3 separate regions of the Homo sapiens genome follow, and all the other regions are linked to region 2. A link is a loop called in an ENCODE intact Hi-C map of the cell type or tissue named here. Cell type or tissue: OCI-LY7. All regions are shown on one strand. Each heading gives the region's core, and the rest is flanking DNA. Links, peaks and the distances in the headings are about the cores only.

The links. A loop is a pair of places that touch in the nucleus more often than their neighbours do. Peaks named below come from ENCODE experiments on the same cell type or tissue, not always from the same donor. Only the 100,000 strongest peaks of a DNase experiment are listed, where the experiment ranks them.
Region 1: a loop joins it to region 2, with 3 times the contacts of the local background. A loop is called at or near these places in 2 of 110 quality-filtered maps.
Region 3: it touches region 2 in a loop (7-fold over the local background); 3 of 110 quality-filtered maps call a loop at or near these places.

The regions. Positions count from the first base shown.
Region 1 is chr6:106,975,596-106,985,367 of GRCh38, forward strand. It overlaps a transcript of CD24 not described here. Among named protein-coding and RNA genes, the nearest start is that of CD24, 5.8 kb to the left of the region's middle. In OCI-LY7, for the core only: CTCF peaks have their summits at 4,006 (motif pointing left) and 4,209; a DNase peak (open chromatin) is centred at 3,986.
Region 2 is chr6:107,109,484-107,119,741 of GRCh38, forward strand. It overlaps BEND3 (BEN domain containing 3), which reads right to left and starts at 6,032. Exons shown (of 4, transcript NM_001367314.1): 1 at 5,607-6,032. RefSeq lists silencers at 4,746-5,655, 5,786-5,835, 5,876-5,925 and enhancers at 6,518-7,281, 7,282-8,047. In OCI-LY7, for the core only: CTCF peaks have their summits at 4,917 (motif pointing left) and 5,119; DNase peaks (open chromatin) are centred at 4,938, 5,568, 6,038, 6,878 and 2 weaker places; H3K4me3 peaks cover 3,397 bases; H3K27ac peaks cover 3,515 bases.
Region 3 is chr6:106,506,161-106,516,215 of GRCh38, forward strand. CRYBG1 (crystallin beta-gamma domain containing 1) reads left to right here. Exons shown (of 22, transcript NM_001371242.2): 3 at 5,270-6,879. Among named protein-coding and RNA genes, the nearest start is that of RTN4IP1, 120 kb to the right of the region's middle. RefSeq lists enhancers at 3,686-3,765, 3,692-4,297, 4,043-4,102, 5,025-5,983, 6,035-6,104 and 1 more and a silencer at 6,395-6,664. In OCI-LY7, for the core only: CTCF peaks have their summits at 3,315, 4,498 (motif pointing right), 4,698 and 6,306; DNase peaks (open chromatin) are centred at 3,411, 4,571, 6,041, 6,321 and 4 weaker places; H3K4me3 peaks cover 4,310 bases; H3K27ac peaks cover 4,423 bases.

The DNA of each region.
Region 1 (9,772 bases), core at 1,341-6,340, 130 kb before region 2:
GGGCGCAGACCCGCTGCCTGACGCTGCAAACTACAGGGTTTCGGTCCCCCGCGCTCCTGCCTGCGGCGGGCGAGGAGGAGACGGCCCACCCTGAGGGGACCCCCTCCGCGGCCCTGAAGCCCCCACCGCCCTCCCCGAGCGGCTCTGCTCCCAGGTTCTACTCGGGGGCAGGAACCTCCCCTCCTGGCGGTCCCACTACAATTCACCGTCCCTCTCGAATTCCTGGGGATACACTTTTTCGGTCTCTGTTGCCCGTCATTCGTTTAAAGAGCAGAACCGTTCGAGATAAAGGCATTTACTTATCCGTAGTTGCCATTAGGCAATTTAATGAACCGGCACAAAGAGGAGATTCGTCATCACTCTTTAGATTTTGGTGGAATACTTTTTTCCTATCCATCTTATTGTGAAAACTTTCAAGCATACAACAAAAGTTGAAGTAATTTTACTGGTGGAGTATTTTGAGTTTAAATTTTAATTGCAAGACTTAATCTTTTTATTGAAGGTTTAGCCCAAGTGTTTTTCAGTCTTTAAAGCAAACAGCAGAGACCAAACCTAGTATGGTTGTAAATTTGTTTAAATTTCAGTTTTGCAGAACACTCTCGTTAGTATTTTTGGTTCAATTTTTAATTGCAAGACTTAATACTTTTATTTAAGGTTTAGCCCAAGCATTTTTCGGTCTTTAAAGTAAACCACAGAGTAGTAAGATTCTAAATTTGTCTAAATTTCACTTTTGCGTGGCAGTCTCATTAAAACAAAGTAAGTTTCAGGGAAGCAAAGTGACAATGAAATCTGCAGTAGGTTTGTTGACTGAATAGTGACTGAATTGGTTTGTGCCTTCAAGGTCAGTCACTTTAGCTCAGTAACTTTCCAAGCACGTTTAAGATGTGCTTGGGAACACAAGAATTTCTGTCGAGCACCAGTGGACTTTCCTGTTTAACAGTGTACCACATTATATAGAAATACTTTGGCCGGGCGTGGTGGCTCACACCTATAATCCCAGCACTTTAGGAGGCTGAGGAGGGCTGATCACCTGAGGTCAGGAGTTCCAGACCAACCTGACCAACATGGTGAAACCTAAAATCTAGTCTCTACTAAAATTTAGTCTCTACTAAAAATCCAAAATTAGCCATGCATGGTTGCTCATACCTGTAATCCCAGCTACTTGGGAGGCTGAGGCAGGAGAATAGCTTGAACCTGAGAGGTGGAGGTTGCAGTGAGCAGAGATCAGGCCATTGCATTCCAGCCTGGGCAACAAGAGCAAAACTCTGTCTCAAAAAAAAAAGAAAAAAGAAATAGTCTGGCCCAGCTTCTCCATTCCTTTTCCGGGTGAAAAAAATGGACTGTTTGTGACTCAGGAGTGCCGGGTTCCAAGGCAAGGAACATACTATGTCCTCCACAAGCTGCTTGTTGAACTAACTGGTGGTATTCCTAGGATAAGACAGCCTCTAAAGACAGACTGCCAGAGTTCAAACCGTGGCTCTGCTAATTTTGCTGGAGACAAAAAGCCTCAGTTCCTTCATCTATAAAATGGAGATAATAACATCATTACTAATTAGTTATTAAAGAGTTATTGTATATATAAGTGTTAGAATACTGCCTGCCTCAGAGTAGTAGCTCTCACTTAATATTTGCTCTTCCACTGAAGGTGCCAGCAACCAGAAGGTAATTACCTTCTCTGCCACTGTGTGATACGTGAAAGAATATCAGTCTCCAAATAATTCCCAAAACTGGCAAGGCACTCAGAATCTGTGCTTTGTGAACCATTTCATCACCAGCTAATGAGACTGGATAATTCACGTAGCAAAGCCCTTCACCTCTGCCCAGGAGTTCCCCCTGGGCATCCTACCGGGGGTGTTGCCCAGGACTTTGACAACTGGAGGCCCAACACAGGTAAGATACTTCTCTTTACAGGTCTCCACCCTACCCTTTTCCTGTACAGCTAGAAACTCAAGAAAACTGCCTGATTTTTCCTTTGCAGTTCTTTTGGCTTGTGATTCTTTCTTCCTATTCTTTATCCACTTCTCCTGGTTTTTCATAGTTTGTTTGCTAATAAAACCTGAGCCACGGCTGGGTGCAGTGGCTCACGCCTATAATCCCAGCACTTTGGGAGGCCGAGGCAGGCAGATCACATGGTCAGGAGATCGAGACCATCCTGGCTAACATGATGAAACCCCGTCTCTACTAAAAATACAAAAAATTACCTGGGCATGGTGGCACACGCCTGTAGTCCCAGCTACTCGGGAGGCTGAGGCAGGAGAATCGCTTGAACCCAGAAGGCGGAGGTTGCAGTGACCCAAGATCGTGCCACTGCACTCCAGCCTGGATGACAGAGCAAGACTCTGTCTCAAAAAAAAAAAAAAAAACCTTAGCCAATAATAACTCACGCCACTAACAAATTGAGACTCTTACCAGTTATCCTGAACTTTTTGTTGAGACACATGGCCAATTTCCATTTTATAGAGAAAGTGTGGTATAGAATGATTTTGAAACAGATTGATTGCATAAATTGATGTATGTGTGGAAAGTTATAACTTTCAGTTTTCATAGCTTTCATGAGATAGTATGAAAAACTCCCTCATTTGATGCTGGTTCTCTTCTGAGAATACTGAGGGAGGAGCAATGCTTACAATTTCTTTTCTTTTTTTTTTTTTTTTGGAGACGAAGTCTTGCTCTTGTTTCCCAGGCTGGAGTGCAATGGCACGATCTCGGCTCACTGCAACCTCTGCCTCCCAGGTTCAAGCGATTCTCCTGCCTCAGCCTCCCAAGTAGCTGGGATTACAGGTGCCTGCCACCATGCCTGGCTAATTTTTATATTTTTTTAGTAGAGACAGGGTTTCACCATGTTGACCAGGCTGGTCTCGAACTCCTGGCCTCAGGTGATCCGCCCGCCTCAGTCTCCCAAAGTGCTGGGATTGCATGCATGAGCCACCGTGCCCGGAAAATGCCTACAATTTCTAAGGGCAGACCTGAGACCAGACTGGCATAGCACATAGTGGATTCTGGGGTCAAATATGGATTTGAATCCTGCACCACCACTTTCTCTTTTTTTTTTTTTTTTTTTGTAGACAGGGCCTCACTCCGTCACTCAGGACGGAGTGCAGTGGCTCATTGCAACCTTCACTTCCCTGGTTCAAGCCATTCTCCTGTCTTAGCCTCCCGAGAGACTATGTCTTGCCTACCCAATATCCACTGCACCTGGCATGCAATCAGTCCTTGCTGGTTGAATGGACTAATATTAAGGAAACAGGTTAATTTGCTTTTTAAGATAAAATAGTAAATCCTGTTTCTAGAGGAACAGAAGACACAGGGGTTAATTATTTGACATTTTTAGCACTTTTGGCAAAATAGGTATGAAATATAATGTGAATCCAATAAAGGTGTTCCATCTGTGCTTTATAGCACAAATAGTGGCTGGAATAATCAAATATTTAATATAAATTCTGTTCTACAACATGATGCAATTCTTAGTTGTGTTCATAATACTCTTTTTTTTTGAGATGGAGTCTCACTCTGTCGCCCAGGCTGTAGTGCAGTGGCGTGATCTCGGCTCATTGCAACCTTCGCCTTCCAGGTTCAAGTGATTCTCCTGCCTCAGCCTCCTGAGTAGCTGGGACTACAGGCGCGCGCCACTACGCCCGGCTAATTTTTGTATTTTTAGTAGAGACGGGGTTTCACCATGTTGGTCAGGCTGGTCTGGAACTCCTCACCTTGTGATCTGCCCGCCTTGGCCTCCCAAAATGCTGGGATTTGGGTGTGAGCCACCGCGCCCGGCCCTCTTTTCCCTCTTAATTCTGTGCCACCCTGCACTTGGTTGGCATAAATGGAATATTTCCATTTATCCGGGTCTTTCAGTGGAGCTTTGTTCTTCACTGCCAATCATGAGAAGGCAGTGAAGGTACCAAAGTGAGTTTGCATTTCTGACTGATGAGGTCCTAGGTCCAGTAGCTGCAGCATGTTCAATCAGCTGGTGGCGTCCCAGCCGGACTCTCTGTGTGGACGTGCTGCCCCCTGCTGGCCACTGGGACCTTACGCGCTCACTGTCAGGAAAACAAAAACAACTCGTGCTGAATGTAAAAAGCCCTGCATTTTGGAATCCTTATAAAGCTAATAAACCACGATGATTTTCTTTGACTGTTACTTCCTTTTTCCCCCTGTAGAGTCACTCAAATTCTCTTAACCCTCATTGAGACCAGAAAACAAATGTAAAGAGAAAGAATTGTGACTGTTTTCAGATGCAAATTGAATAATAGGATGCTTACCTCTAAGCATCCTGTGGTGTTTGAAATAAAAGAAAGAAGCAACTCTTAATCTCTTTTGCCAGAATTTAAATTTGGTGTCTCCCTTGTATTGGCAAGGATGCAAGAAAAGTCTTTCTCGTCGATGCTGATGGGATTATGGAAAGGAATTTGACATCTCTCAGTATTAAAAATGCACATTCTCCTTATTTTAAGAATTTAACCTGGCCGAGCGCAGTGGCTCATGCCTGTAATCCTAGCACTTTGGGAGGCCGAGGCGGGCAGATCGCCTGAGGTCAGGAGTTTGAGACCAGCCTGGCCAACATGGTGAAACGTTGTCTCTACTAAAAATACAAAAATTAGCCAGGCATGGTGGCACATGCCTGTAATCCCAGCTACTTGGGAGGCTGAGACAGGAGAATTGCTTGAACCCAGGAGGCAGAGGTTGCAGTGGACCGAGATCATGCCACTGCACTCCAGCCTGGGTGACAAAAAAAAAAAAAGAATTTAACCTACAGATAAATTTCTACAAATGCAGAATAATGTATGTTCAGGGATTTGTTGCAGCACTGTCATATCATGAAATATTATGAAGTCATTAAAAAGAGTAAAGGAACATAATCTATCCTACAGGGGAAAATCCAAGATAAATTCTTAAGTGAAAAAAGCAAGATACATAACTGTGTGTACAGCATGGTACTTTGTGTTTAAAAAACCAAAACTGGCCGGGGGTGGCTCACACTTGTAATCCCAGCACTTTGGGCGGCTGAGGCAGAAGGATTACTTGAGCCCAGGAGTTTGAGGCTGCAATGAGCTAAGGTGGTACCACTGCACTCTGGCCTGGGCAAAGAACGAGACCCTGTCTCAAAAAATAAATAAATAATAAATTTTAAGAATAAAAAACAAAAACCTGACAGAGAAAGTATTTCCAAAGAGATACACAAGAAATTGTCTTGGCCACTGAGAAGAGAAACTGGGTGGCCAGGGCACACGAGAATGAGATGCATTTTTCATCACGTTAGCTTGTACCATCACTCATTCACAAATAAAGTAATTTAAATAAGTTAATAAGTCAATATACTCTGTGGCCTTTACCTACCCAACTCCCACAAAGCAAATATGTGCAAAGGAACTCTCTCCAGCCCCCAAGGCCTCAGAATCACCCTCCTCCTCATCAGGAGCCCTCCTCCCATCACTGGCAAGTTCTCAAGCAGAAATTTGATTTTGCCTCAATTCATCCATCTATGACAACTGTGAGACCAAATTCTCTCAGTCCAGATGGCACACACAAAAAATGTTTCAGTAAAAGTGAAGAAAAATGAAGAACCCAGCTGCAGAAAAAATCATGAGAAATCGCTTGGCATCGCATCAGTTTCCACATTTTGTTCTTCCTTCCGGAGCCTCAAGTTATAAAGGCTATGGGGGAGGAAAGCCTCCGGTGGGCAGAGTTTGCCTCAGAGAATGGCCTGAGCTGGGTGGGCTCATCCCATAAGTAGGACCTTTCTAAGAGCCCCCTTCCACCCCTGTGCAGGAGGCAGAGTCCAGGCCTAATTGGGGTAATTAAGTTCTAGCAGAAGCGAAATCCCACTTCTACCTCCTAGAAAAGAGTCTTCAGACCACAAAAGTGCTACATCATTTGCCATTTGCAGGCAGATCCTGAATGATTCTTTGCTGGGAAATAATGAAATTGGAAGAGTGGAAAAGTATATGTATATTTTATACCCATATACTTTTTTTTTTTTTTTTGAGATGGAGTCTCGCTCTGTCATCCAGGTTGGAGTGCGGGGTGCGATCTCAGGTCACTGCAACCTCCGCCTCCCAGGTTCAAGCAATTCTCCTGCCTCAGCCTACCGAGTAGCTGGGACTACAGGCGTGTGCCACCATCACACCTGGCTAATTTTTTTTGTATTTTTAGTAGAGACGAGGTTTCACCGTGTTAGCCAGGATGGTCTCGAACGCCTGACCTCATGATCTGCCCGCCTCGGCCTCCCAAAGTGCTGGGATTACAGGCGTGAGCCACCGCGCCCAGCCTCACAATGGTATACTTAATGAAATGTTACATTGAACTTGAAACAGGGATCACATTTTCAGACTTCGTGAAATCCTTTCTAAATCTGTTAACATACTTTTTCCAAGATTCCACTCAATAATATCTAAAGCAGATGCTGGCTGACATCTTATTCAATATAGTTTTAAGATGTCACTCTGAGGAAAAAGTATTCTGTAATAGTCAGCCAATAAAAGGAGAACATATGAATTTAATTAGCTCGGTTGAATAAGGACTTCTCTGTTGTGAACCATATATTTGTATGTAGATCTCAGAGTTAAAAAAGAAACAACTTGGCCAGGCATGGTGACTCACGCCTCTAATCCCAGCGCTTTGGGAGGCCAAGGCAAGGAGGAGCACTGGAAGCCAGGAGTTTGAGACCAGCCTTGGGAATATAGCAAGACCCTGTCTCCACTTTTAAAAAAGAAAAAACTTTCTCTCAATATTCTTTGTTGTTGTTGTTGTTGTTGTTTGAGGTGTCTCGCTCTGTCTCCCAGGCTGGAGTGCAATGGCACCATCTCAGCTCACTGCAACCTCTGCCTCCCAGGCTGGAGTGCAATGGCACCATCTCAGCTCACTGCAACCTCTGCCTCCCAGGCTGGAGTGCAATGGCACCATCTCAGCTCACTGCAACCTCTGCCTCCCAGGCTGGAGTGCAATGGCACCATCTCAGCTCACTGCAACCTCTGCCTCCCAGGCTGGAGTGCAATGGCACCATCTCAGCTCACTGCAACCTCTGCCTCCCAGGTTCAAGCAATTCTCCTGCCTCAGCCTCCCAAGTAGCTGGGACTACAGGCACCTGCCACCACACCCGACTAATTTTTTTGTATTTTTAGTAGAGACAGGGTTTCGCCATGTTGGCCAGGCTGGTCTCGAACTCCTGACCTCAGGTGATCGACCTGCCTCTGCCTCCTAAAGTGCTGGGATTACAGGCGTAAGCCACCATGCCCAGCCTTCAATGTTCTTTTGTATATTTTTTCTTGTTCATATTATAAAAGTAATACACGTGCAGTATAGAAAAATTTGGGCTGGGTGTGGTGGCTTGCACCTGTAATCCCAGCACTTTGTGGGGCCAAGGCAGGAGGACTTCTTGAGCCTGGGAGTTCAAGACCAGCCTGGGCAACATAAGGAGGCCCTATCTCTACGAAAAAATTTTAAAAATAGCTGGGTTGGTCCCACATGCCTGTAGTTGGGAGGCTGAGGCAGGAGGATCACTTGAGCACAGGATGTCGAGGCTGCAGTGAGCCATGATTGTGCCACAGCACTCCAGCTTGCTTGGACTCCAGCCTGGGTGACAGAGAGAGACCCTGTCTCGACAGAAAAAGAAAAAAAAATTTTTTTTGGAAAATGCAGAAAAGCATAATAAAAATATTAAAATAAAAATATTAAAATTACCCATAGCCAGGTCGGGGGTGGTAGCTTATGCCTGTAATTCTAACACTTTGGGATGCCAAGGTGGGAGGATTTTTTAAGCCCAGGGGTTCAAGACCAGCCTGGGCAACATAGCAAGACCCCCATCTCGAGTGAAATAAATAAATAAATAAGGATAAATTTTTAAAAAATAAAATTACCCATAGCCCACTAATCAGAGGCAATCACTAATAACATTTTAAAATATATTCTTTTCACATATATGTAGAGAAAGAGAGTTTGCTTGTTTATTTGTTTTGCTGAAGTAGGAGCAAATGTACGTGAAGTTTTCTTATTTATTTATTATTTTATTTTATTTTTTTGAGACAGGGTCTCACTTTGTCACCCAGGCTGAAGTGCAGTGGTGTGATCTCAGCTCACCGCAGCCTCAGCCTCCTGGGTTCAAGCTATCCTCCTGCCTCAGCCCCCCAGGTAGCTGGGACTACAGGTGCACACTACCGCACCCAGCTAATTTTTTTTGTTTGTTGGTTTGTTTGTAGAGACAGGGTTTCACCGTGTTGCTCAGGCTGGTCTTGAACTCCTGAGCTCAAGCGATCTGAGCGATCTGCCTGCCTTGGCCCCCCAAAGTACTGAGCTTACAGACATGAGCCACCAAGGCAGGCCCATAAAGTTTTCTATCTTGCTTTTTTTTTTTTACATAATAGAAAACATTTAAAAAATTAATCACAAAATTCATGGTCACATTCCTACAAAGTTAACGAAATATCTGGGTTGGCTTATGCAGGTGGTCAGCCAGAATTTCTGCAATGTCCAGATCCAACCAGGTCCTGGCTCCAGTTTGAGGCCCCTGGTGGCATTTATCTCCACCACCTATCAGTGGAGGTGATTCTGGGTTCGGGGTTGACAGGACCTCCAGGACCGCAGTGGCAAGGCTTGTAATCTCTTGGAGCTAGGAGAACCCTGGGGCAGAACTCCTTGCTTCCTTGCTTTCTAGAAGGGATTTCTGTTTTCCCCGACTCGCCTTGTCCTCTTTCTGCATTCCCCACATCCTAGAAGATAAGAGCTTTCTTTAGTGCACCCCATTAGCGAAGGGGATCTGGTGAGGATGGTAGCCAAACTGAATTTGCATTATCTTAGGAAAAAGTTTTTGCCAGGTTTTACTGTATTTTTATTGGTCATTACATGTTTTCTAAAAACACTTCATAATGACTATACAATATTCTATTTGGACAGTTGCTCTTATTGTAAATAATCTCATAAGAAACACTGTTATACACATGTTTTGCTTTTATTTCTGGTTATTTTCTTAGAATACACTTCTAAGGTCGAGGCTGCAGTGAGGCAAGATCACACCACTGCACTTCAGCCTGTCTCAAAAAAAAGAAAATAAAAATCCTGTCTCAAAAAAATAAAATAAAAATAAATAGGGCAGGCACGGTGGCTCACACCTGTAATCCCAGCACTTTGGGAGGGCTAGGCAGGCGGATCACCTGAGGTCAGAAGTTCAAGACCAGCCTGGCCAACATGGTGAAACCCCATCTCTACTAAAAATACAAAAATCAGCTCGGCGTGATGGCGTGCACCTGTAATCCCAGCTACTCAGGAGGCTGAGGCGGGAGAATAGCTTGAACCTGAGAGGCAGAGGTTTCAGCGAGTTGAGACTGTGCCACTGCACTCCAGCCTGGGCTGGAGTGAGACTTTGTCTCAAAAAAATTAATTAATTAAATAAAAATTATAATAATACATAAATTAGAAAATGTCACGTACATTGAAAGTCTGGGTCTTGATATAAACTGCCAAATTGTCCTCCAGAAATGTACACTCACAACAGCAGTGTGGAAGATTGTCTAATTCACAAACTTTTGCTAACTATGAGAATTAAAGTGCAAAATATATTTTTTTAATTTCATGGGAGAAAAAGATTTCATTTTTATATTTATTTATTTTGAGACGGGTCTCATTCTGTCACCCAGGCTGGAGTGCAGTGGCATGATAAAGATTTCATTTTTAATTGTATGTTTACTATCAATGAGATTAACCTTTTTTCCAGACATTTATTAGCCATTTGGAGTCTCCTTTTATGAATTAAATTGTTCTTTATAAATTTTGCCCATCTGTA
Region 2 (10,258 bases), core at 2,121-7,120:
TACACCTGTAATCTCAGCCAAAGACAGGTTGGAACACTTGACTCCAGGAGTTTGAGACCAGCCTGGGCAATACAGTGAATCCCCATCTCTATAAAAAATACAAAAAAATTGCCGGCACGGTCGCTCACGCCTGTAGCCCCAGCACTTTGGGAGGCTGAGGCGGACGGATCACTTGCAGTCAGGAGTTCGAGACCAGCCTGGCAAACATGGAGAAACCGCGTCTCTACTAAAAATACAAAAATTAGCCAGGCGTAGTGGCGGACACCTGAAATCCCAGCTACTCAGGAGGCTGAGGCAGGAGAATTGCTTGAACCTGGGAGGCGGTGGTTGCAGTGAGCCGGGATCATGCCATTGCACTCCAGCCTGGGCAACAAGGGCAAAACTCCGTCTCAAAAAAATCAGCCAGGCATGGTGGCACAGGCCTGTAGTTCCAGCCACCTGGGAGGCTGAAGTGGGAGGATCGTTTGAGCCCAGGAGGTTGAAGCTGCAGTGAGCTGTGATCGTGCCACTGCACTCCATCCTGGGTGACAGAGTGAGACCCTGACTCAAAAAAAAAAAAAAAAAAGGAAGCTGGGCACAGTGGTGTGCACCCATAGTCCCAGCTACTCAAGAGGCTCAGGCGGAAGCATTGCTTGAGCCTAGGAGTTCAAGATCAACCTGGTCAACACAGCCAGACTCTGTCTTACAAAAACTGGAGGGAGAGCATGGTATCAGGTGACCTGCTGAGAAAACTTCAGCTCTAAAACAATAGTTTGTAAAAGTGGTTTTCATACAAAATTCACAGACTAACATGCCAAGCATTCACTGCCACTCTTAAAACAGCCCCTCTCCTGTTTAACACTCTGAGGGCTGATACTGGCATGGAGAGCTCTTAGTTTGACATGTGTGGGGAACTTGTGGCAGCTAATCCCAGAAACCACAAGAGCTCTGGGTTGAAACAATGATGTTGCAAGAAATACTGACGTATCAGAAGCAGAAGAAGAGCATTATCAAATTTGGAGAAGGAAAGAGACTGTCAGAGCAAGGTGATACAAAGCACCAAAAAAATCAGTTTTTAGCACATTTTTTTGTGTGTGACTTTCTTTTTCTTTTTGAGACAGAGTCTTGCTCTGTCACCCAGGCTGGAGTGCAGTGTGGCACGATCTTGGCTCACTGCAGCCTCCTCCTCCCAGGTTCAAGCGATTCTCCCGCTTCAGCCTCCCGAGTAGCTGGGATTACCCACCACCATACCTGGCTAATTTTTGTATTTTTAGTAGATACGAGGTTTCGCGATGTTGGCCAGGCTGGTCTGCAACTCCTGGCTTCAGGTGATCCACCCACCTCGGCCTCCCAAAATGCTGGGACTACAGGTGTGAGCCACTGCACCCAGTCATTTAAGTTTCATTTTAAAAATTTATCCCGGTCAGGCAGTGGCTCACACCTGCAATCCCAGCACTTTGGGAGGCCGACACAAGTAGATCACTTGAGCTCAGGAGTTCGAGACCAGCCTGGCCAACATGGTGAAACCCCGTATCTACTAAAAATATAAAAAATTAGCCAGGTGTGGTGGCGCATACTTGTAGGCCCAGCTACTTGAGAGGCTGAGGTGGGAGGATCGCTTGAGCCCGGGAGTCAGTGGTTGCAATGGGCCTAGACTGTGCCACTGCACTCCAGGTTGGGTGAAAGAGAAAGACCCTGTCTCAAAAATTCCCAGAGTAAAATTGACTCTCTAGGAGTGTATCATTCTATGAAAGATAACACATGTAGGCTAGGCGTGGTGGCTCACGCCTGTAATCTCAGCACTTCGGGAGGCCGAGGTGGGCAGATCACCTAAGGTCAGGAGTTTGAGACCAGCCTGGCCAACATGGTGAAACCCCGTCTCTACTAAAAATACAAAAATTAGCCGGGTATGGTAGTGCATGCCTGTGATCCCAGTTACTCGGGAGGGTGAGGCAGGAGAATCACTTGAACCCAGGAGGCGTAGGATGCACTGAGCCGAGATTGTGCCACTGCATTCTAGCCTGGGTGACAGAGTGAGACTGCATCTCAGAAAAAAAAAAAGAGAGAGATAACACATACACATCCCTATAAACACCCCTAAAAAGATACAGAATAGGTTTCCCATTCCAAAGAGTAATTCTACAATTAATTCCCCAAGCTTACCTTAGCCAATGATGGGAACAATACAATTAGGTTAGCAACCAAAACCTATCACTTAACACCAAAATTAAGCACCAGGCCAGGCGCGATGGCTTACACCTGTAATCCTAACACTTTGGGAGGCTGAGGCCGGTGGATCACTTGAGGTCAGGAGTTCAAGACCAACCTGGCCAATAAGGTGAAACCCCATCTCTACTAAAAATACAAAAATTAGATGGGTGTGGTGCCACGCACCTGTAATCCCAGTTACTTGGGAGGCTGAGGCAGGAGAATCACTTGAACCCAGGAGATGGATGTTGCAGTGGGCCGAGATCGCGCCACTGCACTCCAGCCTGGGCACCAGAGTGAGACTCCGTTTCAAAAAAAAAAAAAAAAAAAAAAAAATTAAGCACCAGGAAAAAAACACTACATCCCAGCCTCCCATATACAAACACCAAATCATTTTTGCTGGTTGGCTAGCGACCTTCATACTCTATGCTTCTACATTATACAATTTGAGGTCTTTAAACTTTTCATCATGGTGTCAATACAATTCATATAAACATGCTGTTTTCCTTCTCATTGTTTCCAGGGACTTTCTAGGCAGCGCTAAAAAGTAGCAGGTGAGACATTAATATAGGATATTACATTTTCACCTAATCAAACCTGTGTCAGGGCTCACTCCAATTTTTCTCTTTGTAATTATTGGACATTCTGCTATGCTTCTGCTCACACAGGGGTGCTTAGGAGCCAAGAAAGAACCCACAGGGAGAGGATGTAAAGAAAATGTGTCAATATGGCACCTGTTAATAGATTGTTGGGATGCTGACTGTCTCATCTGCCAGTTCCTAACCAGCCTATCGTCTTGCTGGGCATGGAGAAGGTAGGCGGAATCACATAAAACTTTCCCATTATATTAGTTCTTCAGCAAGAAGATGGCATCTCTGGTATCAACAACAACAAAAAAAAACGCTGGGCGTGGTGGTACACGTCTGTAATCCCAGCACTTTGGGAGGCCGAAGCTGGCGAATGACCTGAGGTCGGGAGTTCGAGACCAGCCTGACCAACATGCAGAAATCCCCTCTCTACTAAAAATACAAAACTAGCCGGGCATGGTGGCGCGCGCCTATAATCCCAGTTACTTGGGAGGCTGAGGCAGGAGAATCACTTGAACCCAGGAGGCAGAGGTTGCGGTGAGCCAAGATCAGACCATTGCAATCCAGCCTGGGCAACAAGAGCAAAACTCTGTCTCAAGAAAAAAAAAAAAAAAAGAAAGGCTGGGCGCGGTGGCTCACGCCTGTAATCCCAACATTTTGGGAGGCCAAGGTGAGCGGATCATGAGGTCAGGAGATTGAGACCATCCTGGCTAACACGGTGAAAGCCCGTCTCTATTAAAAATACAAAAAATTAGCCGGGAGTGGTGGCACGCGCCTGTAGTCCCAGCTACTCGGGAGGCTGTGGCAGGAAAATCCCTTGAACCTGGGAGGCGGAAGTTGCAGCGAGAAGAGATCACGCCACTGCACTACAGCCTGGTGATAGAGCGAGACTCTGTCTAAAAAAAAAAAGCACGGTGGCTCATGCCTGTGATCCCAACACTTTGGGAGGCCAGGCAGGCAGATCACCTGAGGTCCGGAAACCAGCCTGGGCAACATGGTGAAACTCCGTCTCTACTACAAATACAAACATTAGCAAGGCATGGTGGCACATGGACTGTAATCCCAGCTACTCCGTGAGGCTGAGGCAGGAAAATCGCTTGAACCCGGGAGGCAGACGTTGCAGTGAGCAGAGATCAAGCCACTGCACTCCAGCCCGGGTGACAGAGCGAGACTCCGTCTCAAAAAAAAAAAAAAAACAAAAAAAAAACTCATGTTCCATGACAGGAGGTTGATGTGACAGATTTCAAGGGCCACACAGACACCAGCTAACCCAGCAGCAGCAACTGGCGCTCTGGCTCCATCTTTCCTCTAGAATCCAAGAGGCTCTCTCCATTCATTTAGGAAATACGCACTGAACGCCTACTAAGTTATGAGACACCGGGTTAGAGGCTGGGGATGTGAAACTGTGAGGGAGATAAAAAATCTTGCCCAAGTCCCAGTACCGAGGAAAGCTTGACAGGCTCTTGTATGGTAGTATAAAGCCAATATCTAGGGATGAATGGTTTAAAAAAAAAAGAGAGAAAAACGGACTGCAAGGGTGGAAGTGGGGAGCGGGTAACAAGAGAAAGTCCTCCATCCCAGCCGTTTATATACCTGGCTACCTGAAGGACTCAGTTCCTTACCTCAGTTTCCTGCAACCGTAGCTTTCTGGCACTATGCCACGCTGCCCTGTGGCATGTTTACTATTTGTATTCAACCATTCAAAAGTTACTTTAAGGAGATGAACTGCACATTTCCAACTCTAGTGAGTAACCTTGTTCCTCCCGGCACTCTTGTCGAGTTAGCGTTTACGTGCAGAATTCTTCCAGAAAGACCACCTGAGCAATCAATAAAACTTTTATCTCTGTAAAAACACCTTGTTTAAAATAGCTACATAGGGAGACGTAGGTAAACAAGCACACAAGGGCCTCCAAATCGGTGGTGCACAGCTCACGGATGAGGCAAGGGCAAAGCATGCGTGGGAAATCACGTTTATCATAGAGAAGGAAAGGAGCGCTCACGAGGAGCGGCGAGCGCCCCAGGCTTCAGCTTTGCGGCCGGCCGGCCAGGCCTCGCGCCAGCCCGGGTGCACACCCAAGGCGCCGGGCCCGCCTCCAGCTCCTGGGCAGCGGGAACCGCGAACCGCCGTGGAACGGCCGGGAAGGGAGCGCTGCGCCCCCTGGCGGCGGGGCCCATCCCTCTCCGCTCCCGGCCGCCGCCGCCGCGGGCCGGCCTCGCTCCATTTGCAGCCTCCGGAGGCTTCGTTCCTCCGAGCGGCTGCTCCCCCGGCCTCCCGCTCGCCGCCCGGCATCTCCCTCCAGTCCCCGCCCCCTGCTCCCGCTCCGACACCCCCTTCCACACGCCGAGCAGTGCCCCGCCAAAGCCCCGCCGAGCGCGAGCGCCAAGCCGCCGCGAGTACGGCAGAGCCTTCCGGCCGCCCCGGCCGCTCCATCGCGGCGCCCGGCGGGGGTGCGGGGCCGGCGCGCGGCGCGAGTGGGGCGGGCGGCGGCGGCGGCGCGGACGGTTCCACCGCGCGAACCCCCCGCCCCCGCGCGGCGCGCGTGCTCCCCAGAACGCCATGGAGCCGCCGCGTTCCGAGCGGGCACAAAGGGGCGCGCAGCACAATGGGCGCGGCGAGCCCGTGGGCGCCCGGCGCCCGCTCCGGTCGCTCGGCCCGCGCGGGGGTGGGCGCTACTACCGGCGGGCGCGCTCGGAGCAGCCCCCCTCCGCGTCCCCTCCCCTGCTCCCGCCCCCACCCCGGCATGGATGTTGCAGCCACTCTACCGGCCGCTCGCCCCGGAGCCGCCAACGCTGCCGCCGCCGCGCGGCCGGCTTGATCCGCCCCGCACTTACCTGGGACGCGAGTTCTGTACTTTGCCGGGCGGGCCCGCGCCGAGTTTGGGCGCCACGTGGGGGGGAGGGCGCGGGGCCGGGGAGTGGGGGCCGCGCGCGGAGGGCCTGGCCAGGGCGGCCCGGGGAGGCGCTGGGGGCGGCGGGCGGGCGAGCGCCGTGTATTTTCCCCTCTCTTTGTGTGTGTCCGTGCGCTGCGCTCTCGCGTGACGTGACGGGACTCCGTGTGTCATTTCCGCACAAGGACACAGGAGCCCCCGCTGCAGTGGAACCACAACCCCTCCGCCCCCACCCCCGGCCCGCCCCTCCCCCTCAGCGGGGCACACGCGGGACCGGCGGCGGCGGCGCTCGGGCGTGAACGGCCGCGGCGGGGAGCTCGGGCGCGCACTCCCGGGACCCAGGCGGCCCGGCGCGCTCGGCCAGCGCAGTGGCTCCACGTGGGCCCGCGCTGGCTGCCCGGGGCGGGGGCGGCGGCCGCGCACCCACGGCGCGCCGGGCAGGCGCCGCGAACAATGTCCCCTGTACCCCATGTGTCCTCCCACCGCGAGTTCGTCCTCGGAAACGTGGTTTCTCAGACCCGAGAGTTTGGCCCCAAACGGCTTTTTCTACTTTTTTGCCCCTTGCGGGACGGCGACTGTGCGGAGCTTGTCCCGCCTCGCGCCCACGCCTCTCCCGCATTTTTGGCCTTTGGGCCGCAGCCCAGGCCCCCGGGGCCGGTCTTCCCGCGCCGCCACCGGCACAAAGACCTTGGGGCGCGAGGGCCCGGGTGGCTCCTGCGGCCCCGCGGGGCGGCATGGAGTCCGGCGGGACCCGGGAGAGCGACCCTGGCGCTGGGAAAAGCTGGCTCTGGCCACTCCCCCTGCACGGTGGCCGCCCTCTGTTGTGAGCCTCAGAGCTAAAATCTGCTCTTGCAACCCGAAGTTCTGGGGTGTGAGGCTGCGGAGCGAGAGCTTCGGAAGCGCCCGCGCTCACAGACACACACCCCACAAACACAAACCCACGGGCTGTCTGCGCCGAGCGCCTAAAATAGAAAAACACGAGTCACCAACTCAATAAAGGCTGATTCTGTCTACTCCTAACTCTTGGACTGTAGATTCCCAGTTGATAAATACGAAATCTACCCCTCGGGTATTTTCTCAAGTCTCAGTGGCTGGGTAGGGGGAGGGGGAGGTGCTGGGTGAGAGTCAGGGAAGCCCAATTCAACAGTTTAGCCACGTTTGTATTTTAGGCAAACAATGAGAATGTAAATTTAAGAAAAATCCTTTAATTTGCCGATCAAAGAAAGTATAAAAAGAAAAATGCAAATGATCCCATCTGCTGCTCACAGCTGACTGGCTGCAAGGGAGGACCATGTGGCACGGCCCTGCGCGGTCAGTGAATAGGTAGAATAGATTTTTAAAAGAAGGCATATGTTGGCTCCTTGCTGCCCAGTCGCGGCGAGGGTTTGAATTAACGTATAGTTTGGGTTTACCGTACCCTCCTTCAGACCACTCCAATTGGGAATTTAGTAATTATGCAAGTTCCCCCCCTTCGGGCTTGAAATCAAAAGGCACAGGGTTAAGTTTGAGGAACTACGTGGAACATTCTCGAGCTGTATTTGGATTACTGGTTTAGTGAAGTCAGTACTAATTGCTATGCAAAATTAAGCAAGCAGCCTGAAGAACCAAGCCCTGCATCCAGGGGGTGCTTTTATAGAAGAATCTATACGTGCTCAGTGTCATTGAAAACAGGATGATGAAAAGAATGGGGCCGAGATAGCAGCCCTTCAAATTCAAAAGACTTAGGTCGCCCTATCTACATTTAAAATAGGGCGGAGGGAGGAAGGGAGGAGGACTGCTTGGGGGAGAATGGTTAATTTATACATTCGCAGAAGACTGAGGGGAGGCACTTCGATTTCTGCAGAGAACTTGACTTTTACACTTGCACATTAAATAACACGTACGACACAGTACATCGCTTGACTTAGTTAACAGATACACCAGTTTTATTCTCACCTTCAATTTAATGTGACAGTTATAATTAGAATTTTTAAAGTAGAAGTTGCATTTCATTAGTTCAGTTTTCTAGGATTTCCCAGTAGAAGAGTTAGGAATAGTTAAGTAGCACTTAAGCACATTTTGCATTTAAATCACTTTGCTGTGGTGCTTTAAGAATGTAAAACGACCTTGTTAAATTTTTGGAAAGAGGACTAGATGAAACGTGTGTAGTGAGGGGATATATATTTAACCAATCTTTCACAGTGACAACTCAGGTTTTTAAGGAGAAATTAAATAATAAGACAATAGAGATAGAAATTAACATTTCTCTGTTCATATTGCTTGAAACAAAAGATTTCTGTCAAATACAATAATTGAACTGATATAGCTGACTTTTCAAAACAACTTTCAGGAAACTCAAACGGACCTTGAATATTATTGTAAAAGTATGTATCTTATATTTGCATAAATGGATCTATCTACTTAACAAAGTAAGTGGCTTGTTTCAAATAAGTTATTAATAGAAATAGAAGTCATTGCTATCCAAGAAAGGAAATCACCTTCCTTCAAATGGTTTTCTATGTGGTTTTCTTTTTTATATGGAGAAGGAAAATAACGCATAAAGGTGAAAAATGTATTGGAATAGTTGTATATAATTTTGGAAACTTCAAGACATAATAGTTTTGAAAGTGCAGTAACAGTTCATGGTTCATACGGATGTGTGTGTAAAGACCCGGAAAAATAACAACCTGGTTTTTAGAGGTCTGCTCAATTTGAAATTGCTTAATAAAAAATGCATTTTTCAAGATTTCAAATTAGAGCTGCTGCCATCGATCTAGTCAACTCATTTTCATTTGTACCTGAGTAAAATGTAGCAGGGGGAAAACTGGCTACTTGACCATATAAAACACTGAGACACTAAATGTAAAAACTCAAATGGAAAATTGCGTTATATAAAATGGGATATAAAAGAAGATTGGGATATAAAATGTAAATATATATAATTAAGAGTGGCAGACAGACAGACATTAGGTTTCAGATAACTGTTACTCTAAAGGCTTTTATCATTGCTAAAATATATTTATAGTTGGCAAGACAATATTTAGTAGGACTTTTTTTCAGTAAAGACTTAAAACAACGCAACAGATTTCACTGTTACTTGTGAGACATTTCCACTTTATTTCTTGCCTGCTGGATGTATAATTTCGCCAAGTCTTCAACTTCAAACAGAAGTAGCTGGCAGATCCAGATTCTGTGAATACTCACAACAGAAAAGTAAGAGGGTGAAAAACAGGGGCGTGAGAGGTAGTACTATATTAAATAGGACCTACAGAAAGACATGCCTCAATGGTTAACCCCTGTGTGCTGAAAAAATAAACAACTATCTTTTTTTTTTTTTTTTTTTTGAGACGGAGTCTCGCTCTGTCGCCCAGGCTGGAGTGCAGTGGCGCGATCTCAGCTCACTGCAACCTCCGACTCCCTGGTTCAAGCGATTCTCCTGCCTCAGCCTCCTGAGTAGCTGGAATTACAGGCATGTGCCACCACGCCCAGCTAATTTTTGTATTTTTAGTACAGACCGGGTTTCACCATCTTGGCCAGGATGGTCTCGATCTCCTAACCTTGTGATCCGACCGCCTCAGCCTCCCAAAGTGCTAGAATTATAGACGTGAGCCACCACGCCCGGCCAACAACTATCTTTATTGGAATGTGGAGCAGGTAAGTGATATACCATGACCCAACATGAAAAAAATGAGGTTTCAAATGAAAAGTTACAGACAATTTGTGCTGGACATTTTCCTTATGTGTAGGAGAACTATTTAATAATTTATAGCAGCTTGAGATTGTAAGCACCCAGTACAGCCATCAGGATCTGATTTTTGTTGAATATCTGGTTTGCACAATAGGATTCTGCAAAAAGAAACATGAGGGAGAGTGAAAACTGCTGCAGTCCCACTCTCAATTTCAAGCCCTTGAGAAAACAAATGCCAATCTGAACGGCAACTCATTCTGAGCCCACGCTGCTGGCTAGAGGCACTGTAGCCACTAGGGCCCCAGCACCCAGAGGGGTGCCCAAGGGCCTGTACTTAGGCCTTCCCCAACTGATCACACAGCTGCAGGGGCAGGCAGGAAGCAGGGAGCAAGTGTTGGCTGGCTTCCCAGCCAATCAGAGCTCATTAGAAATGAAAAAGGAGACACATACTGCTCTAGCAATTGACCAATTTTAAAAAAATTACTGTATGCTGTGGAGTGTGGTGGTTGAAGCCTGTAATCCCAATACTTTGGGAGTCCCAGGCAAGAGGACTGCTTGAGCACAGCAGTTTGAGCAGCCTGGTCAACATAATGAGACCCTGTCTCTACAAAAAAAATCAAAAAATGGCTGAGCGCAGTGGCTTATGCCTGTAACCCCAGCACTTTGGGAGGCCGAGGTGGGTGGATCACCTGAGGTCAGGAGTTCAAGACCAGCCTGGCCAACATGGTGAAACCCTGTCTCTACCAAAAGTACAAAAATTAGCCAGGTGGGGTAGTAGTCACCTGTAACCCCAGCTACTTAGGAGGCTGAGGCAGGAGAATCTCTTGAACCCAGGAGGCAGAAGTTGCAGTGAGCCAAGATCACACCACTGCCCTCCAGCCTGGGCGACAAAGCAAGACTCTGTCTCAAAAAAAAAAAAAAAAAATCAA
Region 3 (10,055 bases), core at 2,312-7,311, 600 kb before region 2:
TTTGTTTAGAACAATGTTTCTAGTTGTCTCCAAGAGCATTGACAACTCCTTTTTTGAAAGGCAGGAGGGATGTTACTAATTCTTTAGTAGCAGCAAATACTTTATGTCCACCTCTAGCTGTCAGTCCCCCATGCTAGCTGTTGGAAAGGCAACAGAACATTTTTCCTGTTCTCAAGGAGCTTACATTCACTGGGGAATGAAAAGGTGGGAAACATAGGAAAACTTATTTATTTATTTTTTATAAGAAACATCACTTTACTCAAAATGTTATTAGATTTCTTGTCACTTTTTTTTTTTTTTTTTTTTTTTTTGAGATGGAGTTTCGCTCGTCAGCCAGGCTGGAGTACAATGATGTGATCTCAGTTCACTGCAACCTCCGCCTCCTGGATTGAAGCAATTCTTCTGCTTCAGCCTCCTGAGTAGCTGGGATTACAAGCAACCACCACCATGCCCAGCTAATTTTTGTATTTTTAGTAGAGACGGGGTTTCACCACATTGGCCAGGCTGGTCTCGAACTCCTGACCTCAGGTGATCCACCCACCTCGGCCTCCCAAAATGCTGGGATTACAGGTGTGAGCCACTGCACCCAGTCTAGATTTCTTAAAGATATAAACAGATTATAAACATAAAACAAATGTCAATGACCCATAATTGTATTAAAATTTAAAAACTTAGTTTTGTTCCCATAGTTACTATAAAAAGGAAAAACCCTTAGATAGTCAAATTTAGCAGAATTTATTTAAGCAAGGAAAAAAAGAAAAATTCATGATTCGGCCAGCTTCAGAACCAGAACAGTTTCAAAAAAACTCTACCATTTACATTATCTCCTTAACTAATGGGTAGCAAATGTTACAAGGTAACATTTACTAAGTGGTAATAGTAGGAATATATAGTAGTATATATAGTAGGCGCTGCCACACCACGAAGGTTGAGAATCACCTAACAGCACTGCAGCTAGTGCTGCCTGGGCCTCTACACGCTGCTGGAATATGATCTCGTGGATGGTTACATGTGCCCCTAATGAGCCACATTTCATATTAGCCAACAAGAACACTCTAAAGCAGGTCGTAGCACACAACCCATGTGCCACCTCTACAATAGTCCTGTTGTGGACTGCTCCGTCCCAGTTGGACATGGATGATGGAAGGGTGCCAAGTGCAGGTTCTGCACTGTAAGGTGTGCAGGCTGCCTTAAGTAAGGTGGGCAGAAAATACACAGTAAAAAGGTAAATACAAAGGAGGACCCAGGATTGCATGTGCTCTGAGAACACCCAGCCTGGGAACCCTCAGGACCCTGCCCAGGCCTGTGGGAAAGTCAGGGGCAGAGGAATCTGAGGAAGCATGAAGAAACTTGATGGTCACTCATGGCCTCTTTGCAAAACACTCCCCTTCCTAGCAAATTATCATCAAGCCTGGAAAGGTGGTGGGTCTGTGGCTTCCCATCCTAGGTTTAAGACCCCAGACCCAAAGGCTCAAACCTAAGAAGGTCCCTCTCTGACAACTCCCAGGCCAGCTAGTTTTTTGTCTCCATTTGCCTTAGTTTCCCCCTGAACAATGGAAAGAAACAATTCCTGGTTGAAAAGAAATACGTATCGCATTTAGGAAGGGGTGTTCCTCAAAGATGTGACTGAGGACTTTACTCAGGAGGTATGGGGCATTCTGAGCCCTGCTCAGATGATCCTGTTTGGAGATATGATCTTGGATATCCACAGGGACCTGGTCCCGTGGGAGAAGACTGCATTCCCCTGTCAACGAGTCTATCATTTGAAATGACACGAGATCCCTCATTAAGAACTGCATAACGTGGCTGGGTACGGTGGCTCACATCTATCATCCCAGCGCTTTGGAAGGCTGAGGCAGAAGGATCACTTAAGCCCAAGACTTTGATACCAGCCTGGGCAACATGGTGAAACTCTCTACAAAAAAGTTAAAAATTAGCTGGGCATGGTGGCACATGCCTATAGTCTCAGCTACTTGGGAAGCTGAGGTGGAAGGATCACTTGAGCCTAGGAGGTTGAGGCTGCAGTGAGCTGTGATCGTGCCACTGCACACCAGGCTGGTCAATACAGTGAGACCCTGTGAAATGTGCACCCAAGACAGATGGATTGTGCCACACAGTGCATTTCTATTCTTTATTTCCCAGGGGGAAAACTCTGTTTTAAAGAGATTGTATCTTAACTTCATTTATATATACCCATCTTAAATGTACAGTTTGATGAGTTTTGAAAGATAAGTACTCATGTGTAACCATCACCACAATCAAGATATAGAACTTTAACCCTCAACGTTCCTTTGTGCCTCTTCCCTGTTGCACCACCACCACTTACCACCCACTGACCCCACCCTCAGGCAACCACCGACCTACTTTCTATCATTATAGATTAGATTTGCACTGTCTAGAATGTCATATAAATGTAACCATACAGTATGTAACATTTGGAGTCTGCAAAAGCATTTAGCATCCATATCCTTACATGTTTCAGAAGTCTGTTCCTTTTTTATTGCTGAATAATACTCTGCTGTGTAGATGTACCACAATTTGTTTATCTGTTCACAAGCCATGTCCGGTGACTTTGAGCTGTTTCCAGTTTTTAGCTATTATGAATGAATGAAGCCACTATGAACATTCATGTATTTTTAGGAAATTCAGCAGTCTGGCTGGTGATAAACAGGCTGCCCCTCTGAGGGGGGGAGGAGTCAAGTAGTTGAGCCAAGTTGAAGAGCAAGCAACCAGTTTTGTAAAAAGCATCTAATAGCCAAAAAAAAAAAAAAAAAAATTGTTTTAATGCCTATACTAAGCATAGAGAGGACTGCTTGCTGATCAAGCGTCTGCTGCATGGGAAAAGCAGATTGCAACATCATTGGCAGGACAGAGTAATACATATACTTAGTTGGTTTATTTTGACAGGGAATGGAATTAAGCCAAGACTCAAACCTATTTTCCCTGGCTACTACTTCAAGATACGTTTGAAGGCCTGTCCAGACAGCAGAGACACAGAGCTCTATGTCAGAGTCAGACTTTACCTGTGGTGGGACCTTGGACAAACGGGCACTAAAAAAAGACTACCTACCTAGCTGTTGGGAAGATAAAATGAAAGTGTGTGAATCACAAGGGCCTGACCCATAAGGATAGCTCAGTAAACATGTATTATGATTTAAAAATCATGTCATACCTTTGACTTGTAAAATAATCCAAATGTTTCCTTAGGAAGTTACAATATTTTAATTTTTTCCCTTAAATCATACTTCGAATTCTTCCTATATTATTTATATAACCATTGAAGAATCGGATTAATCAAAATCTGGTTAGATTTTAAAATCGTATGACGTCGGGTACAAGAGCTCCGAGCGGCTGCACCATTGGTTCATCGCAGCAGCAGCAGCTGTCTAGTCCCAAAGCGCCCACCAGGCGCTTCTAAGACCAGGAGAGTCTTAGAACCTTGAGAGCAAATCTGATTCATGCGCACTTCCCCGGGAGCTGACTCTGGGGGGTGGGTGACCCGTAGTCTGTTCCTCTGGGCCGACTGTGGTTCTCGGGTGGCGGCAGAACCTCCGCGGCCTCTGAAAGGGGCCCCTGTGGCTGAATGGAAGGAGCATGGGGTGGGCAGGAGGCGACTTGGATTTGAATTCTGACTTTACTGCTCTGACCGCCTCTCCCCCCCACCCCAATTTTGTGTCTCTTTATAGGCTGGCTGAGCTTCCTTTCCTCATCTGTGTGGTAACAGCATGACCTTACTGGGCTGTAGCGGGGTGACACTATGTTACAGTACCAGGACTGTCTCAACAAATGCTTGTTGACCTGTTAATTTCATGCGTTATCTTTCCTATTTCCCATCGCCAAAGTCCATTTGCTGCATGTAACTCAAACGCAATGGAGCTTCAAAGGGTGATTGGGGAACCTCCCCGTAGTCGGTACTGTCCTGAATGTTCCTTTTCCAGGAAAGGTGGGGCTCTTTCCTGCGTCGCCAGGACTCAAGCTAGCACCTAGGTTTTGAATGTTTAAAAGTTGATTCTTAAGAAATACAGTAGCCGCACGTTTGGCCTGGTTTCAGAGGAGTCCTTACGCAAATACACTTCCCTCTCCTAGGAGCCAGGCTGGGCTCGCCGCCCCTGCTCCCCCGCTTTCCCAGGCTCGCCTCCTCCTCTTCCTGCCCACCTCTATGCCCCGCACCTACCCAGTCCCCACTCTGGCAAACCCCGGAGCGCCACCGCGCCCATTGGCGGGTTTGCTTTTATTGGTTTGTTCTGCGCTCCCTCCCGCCTTCTGGCGCGGGCACTGGATGCTAGCCGTTTTGCTCCAGGAGATATAAGAAGCCCAGGTTTTCCCCCTTCCTGGGAGCGCTGCGGATCATTCGCAGGCGGCCCGGCACCCTCGCATAGGTGGGCCGGCCCCTGGGGCTCCAGCCGTGCGACCCCGGAACCACACGTGTGGCGAGGAACGGGTCCCGGGGCGGAGTAGGCAGAGTCCCAAGCGCATCCTTCAGCCACACCTCCTCGGCTCTAGGGGGCGGTGAGCAAAGGCGGTCACCCCTGCAACCTCGCCCGCTACCCCCACGCACTCCTCCGTGTTCACATGGTAGGAACTCCCACAGGCAAAAGCCTTTCCGATGCGCTCTGCAGCCGCGGGATCACTCGGGTGTTTGAACGCTCGCGCGCTCCTCCCATTGGAGCTCCGGCTAAGGCGGGGCCCAGGTGCTTGCTTCCTCCGAGCTTGCTTAAGGTTTTCATGTTGCAAGTACTAGATGTTGAACCCAGGTGGCTTCTTACTGTTCTGGAGGAGAAGGCTGCTAGGACTGGTTTTTTTTCTTCGTCCTCCTTCCCTCCTACAAAAAGAATGGGCGGTGTTTCGGGAAAAAGTCCGCCTTAGGATACTTTAGTGTGTTTACTGCTGCCCCATGGTCACATGCACGGCTGTTTATAAATTGCATCTTTATTGAGGAAGAAGGTAAAAAACCTAGAGAGGGCAAGGAACTATTTATTTTGTATATGTGATTATTTGGACCGTTCAAATTTTCCTTTAAAAAACAAGAATTATAATTCAAAGAAAATGCTATTCTGACTACTGCCAGAAACTTAAGGTGTTTAAGCAAAATTCAAAAGTAAAACCAGAGTTTATTTTGTTGGAATGAATGTAACATAAACATAACTTTATCATTTTCAATTAGAAACTCTGGTCTGTTATCATTTTGGCTGGTGGTTCTGTAATGTACGTCTAAGGGGAAAAACACCAGATTCTCATATGTTCCCTCCTCATCCCTTTTATTTTTCAGTCCAGAGCACAACCTCCAGAAGACAACAGAAGGAAGCCAGTTTTGGGGAAACTTGGCACTCTATTCACTGCAGGAAGGAGAAGAAACAGTAGAAACGGGTTAGAGAGTCCCACCAGATCAAATGCCAAACCACTCTCTCCCAAAGATGTGGTAGCCTCTCCTAAGCTCCCAGAGAGAGAGAGTGAGAGGAGCAGATCTCAGAGCAGCCAACTGAAGCAAACGGACACAAGCGAGGAGGGCTCCCCGCGGGAGAATCCCCGAGAGGCAGAGGGCGAGCTCCCCGAGAGCGGTGGCCCCGCAGCCCCCCCTGACGCCGAGCTGTCACCTCGCTGGAGCAGCAGTGCAGCGGCTGTGGCTGTGCAGCAGTGCCATGAAAATGATTCACCCCAATTAGAACCTCTGGAGGCAGAGGGAGAGCCTTTCCCAGATGCCACCACCACTGCCAAGCAGCTGCATTCCTCGCCGGGAAATTCCTCCAGGCAAGAGAACGCAGAGACGCCCGCCCGCAGTCCGGGGGAGGACGCTTCACCAGGTGCTGGCCACGAACAGGAGGCTTTCCTGGGTGTGAGGGGTGCGCCAGGGTCGCCCACCCAGGAGCGGCCCGCGGGAGGACTAGGCGAGGCCCCTAACGGAGCCCCCAGTGTGTGTGCCGAAGAAGGCTCCCTGGGGCCCCGCAACGCCCGCAGCCAGCCCCCCAAGGGCGCGTCTGATTTGCCAGGTGAGCCTCCGGCCGAGGGCGCAGCGCACACGGCCAGCTCCGCGCAGGCAGACTGCACAGCCCGCCCCAAGGGTCACGCCCACCCTGCTAAGGTGCTAACTTTGGACATCTACTTGAGTAAGACTGAGGGGGCACAAGTGGACGAGCCGGTCGTGATTACTCCCAGAGCGGAAGATTGCGGTGACTGGGACGACATGGAGAAGAGGTCCAGCGGCCGTAGGTCGGGGAGGCGGAGGGGGTCGCAGAAATCCACCGACTCCCCCGGCGCGGACGCCGAGCTCCCTGAGAGCGCTGCCAGGGACGACGCGGTGTTCGACGACGAGGTGGCGCCAAACGCGGCCAGCGATAACGCCTCGGCGGAAAAGAAAGTGAAATCTCCGCGGGCAGCCCTCGACGGGGGCGTTGCCTCCGCTGCGAGCCCAGAGTCCAAGCCCAGCCCCGGTACCAAAGGGCAGCTCCGAGGGGAGTCGGACCGGAGCAAACAGCCACCCCCGGCTTCGTCCCCCACGAAGAGGAAGGGCAGGAGCCGTGCCCTCGAGGCCGTGCCCGCCCCGCCCGCCAGCGGCCCCCGGGCTCCCGCCAAGGAGTCCCCACCCAAGAGGGTGCCCGATCCCAGCCCAGTCACCAAGGGCACTGCGGCCGAGAGCGGGGAGGAGGCGGCGCGGGCCATCCCCCGCGAGCTCCCGGTCAAGAGCAGCTCGCTGCTGCCGGAGATCAAGCCCGAGCACAAGAGGGGCCCGCTCCCCAACCACTTCAACGGCCGGGCAGAGGGAGGTCGAAGCAGAGAGCTGGGCAGAGCGGCCGGAGCGCCTGGAGCTTCTGACGCCGACGGCTTGAAGCCCAGGAACCATTTCGGCGTGGGCAGGTCGACAGTGACCACTAAAGTGACCCTGTAAGTAGCCGCGCAAGTCCCGGCCGAGTTGCTGTCCGCACACGTGCTGGGGGTCCGCTCTGAGAGGCTCGGGGTATCTGCATTGTGGAAGAAACGTCTGGTCACTGAACTTTCCCCTCCATGCTGAACTTAAGATAGTGAAGGGCCAGTTTACACAGTCAAGATTTAAGATGACACCTGTGGCAGCCTCCTCAGTTAATTCCCTTTTTAACACAAGATTTAAGTTTAACGAATGTAAAAATAGGATATCCGTTGAAGCTCAACGTTTATGTAGATGAGAGATAAGACCTCATGGCCTGACATGAGCTGATTCTATTCTTTATTCAAAATGTACAAGGGTGTTCCAAGGTGGGATGTTCTTAAAATGCATGTGCTGTGAATTTCAAAATATGGAGCAAACAGTAACATGTTAAATACGATCCAGTAGCTTTGACATGTGTGAGTTTTAAGAGAATTTGCAGAACCTTTTATGGCACTCAGTGCATTTATTGGCAAAAAGCTTAAAAACACACAAGAAAAGTTCCTAATACAAGTATCTTGGTTGCTTCTTCCCCTTTATAATGTTAGGGAGTCTGGTGATACTTTTGGACCCAGGCTGAAAAGTAGTTTTCAGTTACTGAAATAAAGATCAGTGTTCTTACTGGAAGATTATTTGCTACATGAAAGCAGCTGTGACAGGTGTGAGTTTAAGATAATTCCAAAACATTTTATGGAACTTAGTGCATTATTGGCCTAAGCCTTTTTCAAAAAGTCCCTAATTTATGTATCTTGGTTGCTTCTTCCTCCTTGTGCTGCATGAAAGCACAAAACAACTGTGACTACTTGCTGTTAAGTTTATTCATTTCACAAGTAATTTATTTAATACTTTCTGTGCAAGATATTGTGCTAGTCACTGTGGGGGAAAAAAACCCTACAACTGTGACTCAGGATATTGCCCTGAAATTTTTATAGCCCCATCTGGCACACAAAAAGCACACAAATCAAATAACAATACAAGATGATATCTGATGAAACTGCCAAACGAATGTTACCATCTGTAAATCCTGGGGAAGTGCTAGCGAGCAAGAAATCACTGCTGGTGCTTTGGGGGAGCTGGGCCTTGTGCCTTGATGATAAATGCAATTTGTATAGGTGGACAGGATAGGGAAGGTACTCTATGAAACTGATAAGACCCTCCCTTCTCACACTTCTGCTCCCTCACCACTCCCACTTAGCACAGGTGAATAATGATTAAGTGCTTAAGTTTTTCCTCCATTCACATATTTGTTCAAGGAGTGGGTATTTTAACAACATTATCATTATAATTCTTGAACCTAATGGTTTCTTTCATTCTATTTGATTTCTTGGATAAGTAAGCTTAAGAGGAGGAGAGTTCTGATTGGGAGAACTCTGAGAACTCTGAGAGGGAAGTATGCGTAATGAATAACTTGACTACCTCACCAACTGCCAACCTGGAGACCTTTGATATAGTCAGTGATTTATTCTGTGATGGTAGGTAGCATCAGAGAAATGAGCTGGGTGAATGATGCCTATTATTTATAGAAGACCAGTGTGATTGAATGCTAAAGCCTCCTAAATGTGAGCCTTAGAGAAACATTGCTGTGTACCTTATGAAGGATGGTTCACCTGTCTTCCAATTAGAAGACACCAGTAGAAAAACCAGAAATGTTACACTGTGAAATAGTAGGCTAAACAAACAGGAAAGATGATCTTATAATGAAATTCTTCGTTTGCTGTTCTCTGTAATAGAACTAAACCAAATATGTCTTTCCCAGTTCTGATTAATTTATACCTAAAAATTTTCTTTACCAGACATTCAATGTATTTGTTTTGCGCAGTGCCTTGCACATGGTCATTTGGCAAATTATTGACTTAAAAATTAATAAGTATTTCTAGTCCTTTGACCCATTTCTTTGTGACTGATGGTTTTTTCAGACCCTTTAATTCTTCCTATGACCGTATCGCAAGATGTTAATCAGATTATTCTTTAAAACAATTTGAGACTGAAGAGTAAGAAAAACTATTTCGTATTTCCTGAAAAATGACACTGAAGTAGCATGTTCCTTTATGCTGTTAGAAAAATTATTACTTCAAGTTCTCTACCAAGTGCTGAATGTTGAAATTCTTAAAATGGTATATGTAGAATAAGGAGAATTTTCCTCTTATAATATAACTATGGCTTTTTGGACTCCAAATTATTTTCCCCTGTCTCATAATGAAGGCATTACAACATGAATTATAGGAGCCTTCCTTTTAATCAGTCTGAAGTAGGTTAATTGTAGTAACTCTTGGTAGCACAACTTAATAGCACAGAAAGTTTGGTTGTAAAATTTATTCTGATCTTCGTGTAAATCTTTAATGTGCAGATACGTGTTTCCTGTCCTTAAGGTAGCCTGTTGGCTAACCTGTAGTGTTTTCTATTTACATCATAAGATATACTTCGATGTTTGAATTGAGTACCCTTCCTTGAAATGATTAGTGAGAATTTTTAAAAAGTATATTCTCTGGTATGTGACCATCCCTCATTAACTGATAGCAAATTGAAGCTCTCTATTTCTAATCATCTCACTAGTTTCATAATTTGATCTTTGAGGAAATGCTTATAAATTAATTTTCCTTTTAAATTTAAGGTATGGGCCTGCAATAAGGGAGCCTAAGTATCTTATGGAGATATTGGGGAAAGCAATGCCTGGGAGAAATTTATGAGCAGAGATCAAATTTATTTATTTATTTATTTATTTATTTATTTATTTATTTATTTATTTATTTTTGAGACAGGATCTCACTCTGTTACCCAGGCTGGAGTGCAGTGGCATGATCATGGCTCACTGCAGTCTCGACCTCCCCCGGCTCAGGTGATCCTCCCACCTCAGCCTCCCTAGTAGCAGGGACTACAGGCGCACCACCATGTCTGGCTAATTTTTGTATTTTTTTAGAGACAGGATTTTGCCATGTTCCCCGGGCTGGTCTCAAACTCCTGGGTTCAAGTGATCCACCTGCCTCGGCCTCCCAAAGTGCTAGGATTACAGGCATCAGCCACTGATCCCAGCCTCAAATTTAGTATCAAGTAAAATTTGTAAAAATTAAAATCTGAATTCTCAGTGCTGCTTTTGGAGAGAATATTTTATCCAGAAGGATAAGTTGACTCACCAGCAGTCATACTGCCTGTCCCTTCT